Regions from separate parts of the Homo sapiens genome. Here region 2 is linked to region 1. Evidence: read pairs that join two places in POLR2A ChIA-PET (ENCODE). Cell type or tissue: OCI-LY7. All regions are shown on one strand. Region 1 has its middle 99 kb from the start of PRKG2. Region 2 has its middle 98 kb from the start of RASGEF1B.

Region 1 (4,000 bases):
CCATCTGACAACTGAATGCAGCAGCAAGAAGCAAGGGCAGCGGTGGACTCAACCACTATTCTGGTTTGCTTTGTACTTGGCATTTGGAAGCAGTGCTAACCCCAGCCCCCCTTCCCAAATTAATCAAACCCTCAAGGTTGTGGAAAATTAGTGTTGTGGAAAAGGAATTAACAGTGATTCTGGACTTTCTGTTAATAAGAAAAGTGGTCCTCTCGAACAATTATTTGGAAAAATACAAGAAGTGCAACCATAGTTTTTCCCCAGATCTATGAAGCAAGTAGAAACAATTCCACAGGGCTCAGGCATCACATTGAGACAAATAGGTGCAGGTGATCAGCCACAGTTAGTCTTAGACTTGCCAAGTGACTTCTGCTAAGCTTTGTACAATTGAAGGGAGAGGATCCAGAAAGCACATGTATCCAGTGTCTACACCAGGAAAAAAAAATGCACCCCTTGAAGAATCTTCAACATGAATTTTGGCATCCTTAATGCCCAAAGTAGCTTTCCGTAACTGAATGTTTATTAAGTATCCTGGAGAAGCCATTGTTTTCCTTAAAAATATCTGGTGGCCTATGCCCATCCAAAGTGCTTAATTAGTGATTATTAAAACTGTAAACATATTGTGTACTTGTTATTTCCCTCCCACACATCTTGTAAAACTGCCACCAAAGACAAGGTCCACTATAATATTCAACATTCTTGGGTGAAAAATTCTCTTCTAGTTAATGCTAAAAGGAAAAAAAAAATGGCAAGGAAACACACTTTTCTTTATATTCTGGTATGCACTCATTCATTCATCCGTCCTTTCTATTATTTCAATTATTCGTTTAAACTACGAACTATGTGACAGTCATTTGCTGTGTGATGGAGATACAAAGATGTGTGGAATGCATCTCTAACCTCTAGAGATGCCCAGTTAAAGTGGAAGAGGAAAATATGCACATAATATGTTAACAGGATGCTGTAGATTGTATGGGCTTATAATGGAGGAAGTATTTAACCTGGAGGTAAAAGAAGACTTGTAAAGGAGGCAATGTATGAGATGAATCTTGAAGAGTGAGAGAGAAGCAGGCATCAAGATGGGTCCCAGCTTTCAGACTTGGCATGCATGAATCCTGGTGCCAGTAACTAAGATAAAGAAAGAACAAAGGAAGACTCATTTCTGGGAGACCATAAAGAGTTCCGTTTTAGAATTGTACCTTGATACTGCTGCCTTGGTTTTGATCACAGTGTGGCATAGTTGACTGGCACCTGCTTTCAGTTAAGCTGAACCAGGTTCATATCCTGGCTCTACCACTTACTAATGACATTACCATGGGCAAAGTTCTTAAATTCTCAGAGCCATGATTTTCTCATCTATAAAACAGAATTAATGATACATACTTCTTAGGTTTCAAGGATTAAAATGTACAATACTAGCTAAATTGATAATCCTTTTAATAATCCTTTAAAATAACCTCTTGGCCAGGTGCAGTGGCTCACGCCTGTAATCCCAGCACTTTCAGAGGCTGAGGCAGGCAGATCACCTGAGGTCGGGAGTTCGAGACCAGCCTGGCCAACATGGAGAAACACCATCTCTACTAAAAATACAAAAATTATCCAGGCATGGTGGTGCATGCCTGTAATCCTAGCTACTCGGGAGGCTGAGGCAGGAGAATTGCTTGAACCTGGAGGTGGAGGTTATGGTGAGCTGAGATCATGCCATTGCACTCCAGCCTGGGCAACGAGAGCGAAACTCCATCTCAAAAAAAAAAAAAACCTCTTGAGTCCAGTGTGGACCCAAACTGAATCTATTTTGCTTCTCTTCTTGGTCTTGGTCTTTGCTAATGAGTGGTGCACTTCTTTCTGTTGACTACTCTGACCTTTATGCCAAGCTGGCTGGTTTCCTGGTGCCCCGCCTTTTTTCTGTCTAGAGTTGAATCTCCTTATTCCCAGCATGTTTCATAGCCAGTGTTGAGAAGTATATACTATCTCACTGTTGTCTTTAAGCCTTGAGGGAGTGAATAAATAAAAATAAAAGTACATGTTATCTCTGCTGTTCAAATATCTGTCACCTGTTGGAACTACACCTTGCTGATGGATAGGGTGTTTACAGCTATGAACTTTGTCCTAACTTCCTTCATTCGTCAATCCTCCATCATCCAAGAGGAGTAATGTCACCCCCCCAGTCTTGGAGTGAAGCCAGGGTACACAGTAATGTCGTTCTGCTGGACTGCTCACGTGCATTGGAGGGTGACAGCTGGATCCCAGACAGCTGTTGTGTGACTAGCTGAAGTGAGATAATCATGAGCTGGGAGGAAAGAGGAAATGCTTTCAGGATTCACTGAAGCACAACTTCAAGAAACACAGAAAAACTGGAGCCAATTAGGAAACTCAGGATGACAAGCAGCTATCAGGAACCAACTTTTTAAACAAAAGCATCAGGCTAAGAAACAGTCACAAACAGCAAAATATCTTTCAGATAGACGTGGCCAGTGGTAATTAAAGCACATTTCCTGTGTGCTCAGTTTAGCAAGGACTGCCGAACCATTGAGGATATTTTTGGCTACATGCTCATCCAGATTTCAATGCCTTCTATTTGAAGAGGGATGATCAGATGTCTTTCCCCTAATCTATCTGTTTTGCAGGGCATACAGAAGTAGGGCCTTCCAGCCATTCTTTAGGCAGATAAAAAGACTTTAGCAGCTAGAAGAGAAAGAAACATAGCACATGAGGTTAGTAAGCCAGATAGTTGGGTCAAACAGTGAATGATCTGACAGACTGACACTGAGAGGTTCAGTATGTTGTGGCAATGAGTCAGAGCTGGATTCAAATCCCAACTCTGCAACAATGTGAGGATTTGCCTCCCGGTCATTAAAATGGAGAGAAAGTAGCTCTCATGGCTATCTAAACATTATAAGAAATAATACATAGTGTGCTCATAACAGATACTTTAAAAACAATTAGTTCTCTACTTTCTTCTTTATGTGCTAAGGGAAAACAGTCAGATATAGAAGTGGGACTTCAGTTATGCCCTTAGCTATGCCATCTATGACTTTCTCTTGTTCAGAGTTTCCTTTCTGATTAAAGAAATGAACACGATGTTGTCATAACCTAATTTTGGTATTCTGTTTATAAGTTAACTAGTAAATATTGCAATTACTTTACCATCTATTTCCCTCTGTGAGGACATAAACTTGCATAATGCTCTCATTTATGGTATACAGTTTTTTTTTAAAGTAAGCTCCAAGTTGAATTTTCCAGCTTGATGTCAGAAAGGGGGAAGGAACATGAACAGGTAAGGTTCTGAGGGCTTCCCCAACCAGAGCAGCCTTACTTTGAAATATTTCATGTATTGGCCTTTCCATAAGGTTTTTCTACATATAAAGGATCCCATAGCTGAATAATTAAGTTCAAAAGTCATTCTTCTATAATATGTATGTTCAGGAGAAGACTTGGATAAAAAATCATTAATTTTACACCTTGGGTGAATTAACATGGCCTCCCCTCTCATTTAGTCTATGCAGGGCCAGAAATTGATACATAGTATGGAAACAGTTCTCTGTCCCTACTAGAAATATTTCTGTAGTGAACTAGCCCCTGAAAAGACACAGGGAATAGAAAACATTTCAAGGATACTGAGTTGGGGTTCCCAAGACCACCCTCAGGTTTGATGATTCCCTACGAGGACTCACAGGACTCAACCTATAGTGATCCTCGTAGTCATGACTTATTACAGGTAAAAGACACTAAGCCTAATCAACCCGGGAAAAAGATTCAAGCGGCAAAGTCCGGAGGAAACGAGGAGCAGGCTTTCAAGAGTCTTCTTCCAGAGGAGCCACATAGGATGGGCTTAATTCTCCCAGCAACGAGTTGTGACAGCACGTGAGAAATGTTAGCCCAGAACAAGTACCAGTTGCCAACTCTGTGTTAGTTGGATTTGTGCTATCACAGGGTATGTTCTCAGGGAATTTTCTCCACATATATTCAAGTAAGCTTTGACTTTATGTGTTCAATATTC
Region 2 (4,000 bases), 59 kb after region 1:
CTTTGAATTTCTGTGGTATCAGTTGTAATGTCTCCTTTTTCATCTCTAATTTTGTTTTGGGTTTTCTCTCTTTTTTTCTTTGTTAGTCTGGCTAAAGGTTTGTCAATTTTGTTCACCTTTTTAAGAAACCAACTTTTCATTTTGTTGATTTTTGTACTGTTTTCTTCATTTCAAATTCATTTATTTCTGCTCTGATCTTTATTACTTATTTAAATCTACTAAGTTTTGGTTTGGTTTGCTCTTGCTTTTCCAGTTCTTTAAGAAATATTGATAAGCTATTTATTCAAAGTTTTTCTTCTTTTTTGATGTAGGTGCTTATAGCTATAAACTTCTGTCTTAGTATTGCCTTCATTGTATCCCATAGGTTTTGGTATGTTGTGTTTCCATTATCATTTGTTTCAAGAAATTTTTCAATTTCCTTTATAATTTCTTCATTGACCTACTGGTCATTCAGGTGCATATTGTTTAATTTCCATGTGTTTGTATAGTTTCAAAAATTCCTCCTGTTATTGACTTCTAGTTTTGTTCCACTGTGGTCAGAGAAGATGTTTGATATTATTTTAATTTTTTTAATGTTTTAAAATTTGTTTTGTGACCTAAAATATGGTGTGTCCTTGAGAATGCTTCATGCACTGAGATAAAGAATGTGTTTTCTGCAGCCATTGCATGAAATATTCTGTCATATTTATTAGGTCCATTTGGTCTATAGTGCAGATTAAGTCTGATTTTTTGTTGATTTTCTATCTGAAAGATATTTCCAATGCTAAAAGTGGGCTCTTGAAGTCTTCAGCTATTATTGTATTGGGACTTGTCTCTCTCTTTAGCTCTAATAATATTTTCTTTATATATCTTGATGCACCAGAATTGGGTGCATATATATTTACAATTGTTCTATCTTCCTTCCAAATTGACCCCTTTATCATTATACAATAACCTCTTTGTCTCTTTTCATAGTTGTTATCTTGAAATCTCTTTTGGTATGAGTATAGTGACTCCTATTCTTTTTTGGTTTCCATTGACATGGAGTATCTTTTTCCATCCCTTTACTTTCATTCTACGCATGTCTTTGTAGGTGAAGTGTGTTTCTTACATAAAAGCCATTCTAACTGGAGTGAGATGACATCTTGTGGTAGTTTTAGATTTGCATTTCTCTGATGATCAGTAATGTTGAGCTCCTTTTCATATAACCGCTGTCCATTGGTGTGTCTTCTTTTGGAAAATATCTATTCATATCTTTCACCCGTTTTAAAATCAGATTATTAGATACATGTCTATATAGTTGTTTGAGCTCCTTATATATTCTAATTATTAATCCCTTGTAAGATGGGTAGTTTGCAAATATTTTCTCCCATTCAGTGGGTCATCTCTTCCTTTTGTTGATTGTCTCCTTTGCTGTGCAGAAGCTTTTTAACTTGATGTGATACCACTTGTCTATTTTTGCTTTGGTCACCTGTGCTTGTGATCTTAGACCCAGATCACTGGGTCTTGTTTATTTATCCATTCAATCACTTTACTGTATTTTTATTGGAGAATTTAGTCCATTTGCATTCAATGTTATTATTGATAAGTATGGACTTACTCCTGCCATTTTGTTATTTGTTTTCTGATTATTCTGTGGTATTCTTTTCCTTCCCTTCTATCTTTCTTTTAGCAAAGGTGATTTTCTCTGGTGGTATAATTTAATTTCTTGCTTTTTACTTTTTGTGTATTTGTTGTATGTTTTCTGATGTGAAGTTACTATGAGGCTTGCAAATACTATCTTATAGCTCATTATTTGAAACTGAAGAAAACACCGAATAAACAAGCAAAGAGAAAACTAATAAAAACTGTACATGTTAACCTCATCCCCTCATTTTTGAACTTTTTGTTGTTTCTATTTATTTCTTAATATACTATGTCTTGAACAGTTGTACTTATATTTCTGATTGGTTCATTGTTTAGTCTTTCTATTTAAGATAAGGGTAGTTTACACACCACAGTTACAATGTTATAATATTCTGTGTTTTTATGGGTACATACTATTACCAGTGAGTTTTGCACTTTCAGATGCTTTCTTGTTGTTCATTAACATCCTTTTCTTTTTGATTGAAGTACTCACTTTAGAATTTATTGCAAGATAGGCCTGGTGTTAATGAAATCCCTCAACTTCTGTTTGTTTGGAAAGTATTTCTCCTTCAGGTTTGAAGGATATTTTTCACTAGCTTTTTCACTAGGTATACTGTTCTAGGGTAAGCTTTTTTTTCTTCAGCACTTTAAATATGTCATGCTACTCTCTTCTGGCCTGTAAGGTTTCCGGTGAAAAGTCTCCTGCCTGATGTATTGGAGCTCCATTGTATGTTATTTATTTATTTTCTCTTACTACTTTTAGGTTCCTTTCTTTACCTTTGACCTTTGGGAGTTTGATTATTAAATGATTTGAAATAGTCTTCTTTGGGTTAAATCTCCTGGTGTTCTATAACCTTCTTGTACTTCAATATTGATATATTTCTCTAGGTTTGGGAAGTTCTCTGTTATTATCAATTGAATAAACTTTCTACCCCTATATCTTTCTCTACTTCCTCTTTAAGGTTAATAACTCTTAGATTTGCCCTTTTGAGGCTGTTTCTAGATCTTGTAGGCATGCTTCATTCTTTTCTATTCTTTTTAATTTTTTTGTCTCCTCTGACTGTGTATTTTCAAATAGTTTATCTTCAATCTCACTAATCCTTTCTTCTGCTTTTTAATTCTACTATTAGGAGACTCTGATGCATTCTTCAGTATGTTCACTCCATTTTTCAAGTCCAGAGTTTCTGCTTGATTCTTTTTAATTATTTCAATCTCCTTGTTAAATTTACTTGATAGAATTCTGAATTCCTTCTCTGTTATCTTGAATTTCCTTGAGTTTCCTCAAAGCAGGTGTTTCGAATTCTCTGCCTGAAAGCTCACATATCTCTGTTTCTCCAGTATTGATCCCTTGTGCCTTATTTAGTTCATTTGGTGAGGTCATGTTTTCCTGGATGTTATTAATGCTTGTAGATGTTCCTCAGTGTCTGGACATTGAAAAGTTAGGAATTCATTGCAGTCTTCACAGTCTGGGCTTGTTTGTACCCATCTTTCTTGGGAAGGCTTTCCAGGTATTCAAAGAGTCTTAGGTGTTGTGATCTAACCTGTATCTGCATTAGAGGAACTCCAAGCCTAGTAATGCTGTGGTTTCTGCAGACTTATATAGGTACCATCTTGGTGGTCTTGGATAAGATACAAGAGAATTCTTTGGTTTACCAGGCAGAGACTCTTGTTCTCTTCCCTTAATTTCTTGCAAACAAGCAGAGTCTCTCTGCACTGAGCCACCTGGAGCTGGGACTAGGAGGACACAAGCACTCCTGTGTCCACCAGCACTGGGAATGCACTGAGTCAGACCTGAAGCCAGCATAGCACCGGGTCTCACCCAAGGCCCAGTGTAACCGCTACCTGGCTACCACCTATGTTCGCTTAAAGCCCTTGGGCTCTATAATCGGTAGGTGGCTGAGCCAGCCAGGCTGTGTTCTTCCCTTCAGAATGTCAAGATTCCCCAAGCCCTGGACAGGTCCAAAGATGCCATCCAGGAGCCAGAGACTGGAGTCAAAAACCCCAGGAATCTACCTGGTACTCTATTCTATTGCAGTGAAGCTGGCACTCAAGCCATGAGACAAGGTCCTTCCCACTCTTCCCTCCCTTTTTCATAGGCAGAGGGGCCCCCCACCATGGCCATCACCACCACCACAGACCCACAGCGGGTACTGCCAGGCTACTGCTGATGTTCCCTTAATGCCCAAGGGCTCTTTAGTCAGCTTATGGTGAATGCTGCCAGGCCTGGGACTCATCCTTCAGCGTAGTGGGCATTCTCTGGGCCCAGGGAAGGTCCAGAAATGCTGTCCAATAGCCAAGGCCTGGAATCAGGGACCCCAAGAGCCCATTTGGTGCCCTACTGCATTGTGGCTGAGCTGGTACCTGGAGCCAGCACATCTCAGAGTGCCAACCAAGG

The links. Peaks named below come from ENCODE experiments on the same cell type or tissue, not always from the same donor. Only the 100,000 strongest peaks of a DNase experiment are listed, where the experiment ranks them.
Region 2: POLR2A ChIA-PET joins it to region 1 with 5 read pairs; 2 of 35 experiments call an interaction of 5 or more read pairs at or near these places.

The regions. Positions count from the first base shown.
Region 1 is chr4:81,312,511-81,316,510 of GRCh38, forward strand. No RefSeq gene overlaps it. Among named protein-coding and RNA genes, the nearest start is that of PRKG2, 99 kb to the left of the region's middle. In OCI-LY7, no CTCF peak of the experiment used is centred here; a DNase peak (open chromatin) is centred at 2,251; H3K4me3 peaks cover 972 bases; H3K27ac peaks cover 889 bases.
Region 2 is chr4:81,371,431-81,375,430 of GRCh38, forward strand. No RefSeq gene overlaps it. Among named protein-coding and RNA genes, the nearest start is that of RASGEF1B, 98 kb to the right of the region's middle. RefSeq lists an enhancer at 3,859-4,000. In OCI-LY7, a CTCF peak has its summit at 1,129; no DNase peak of the experiment used is centred here.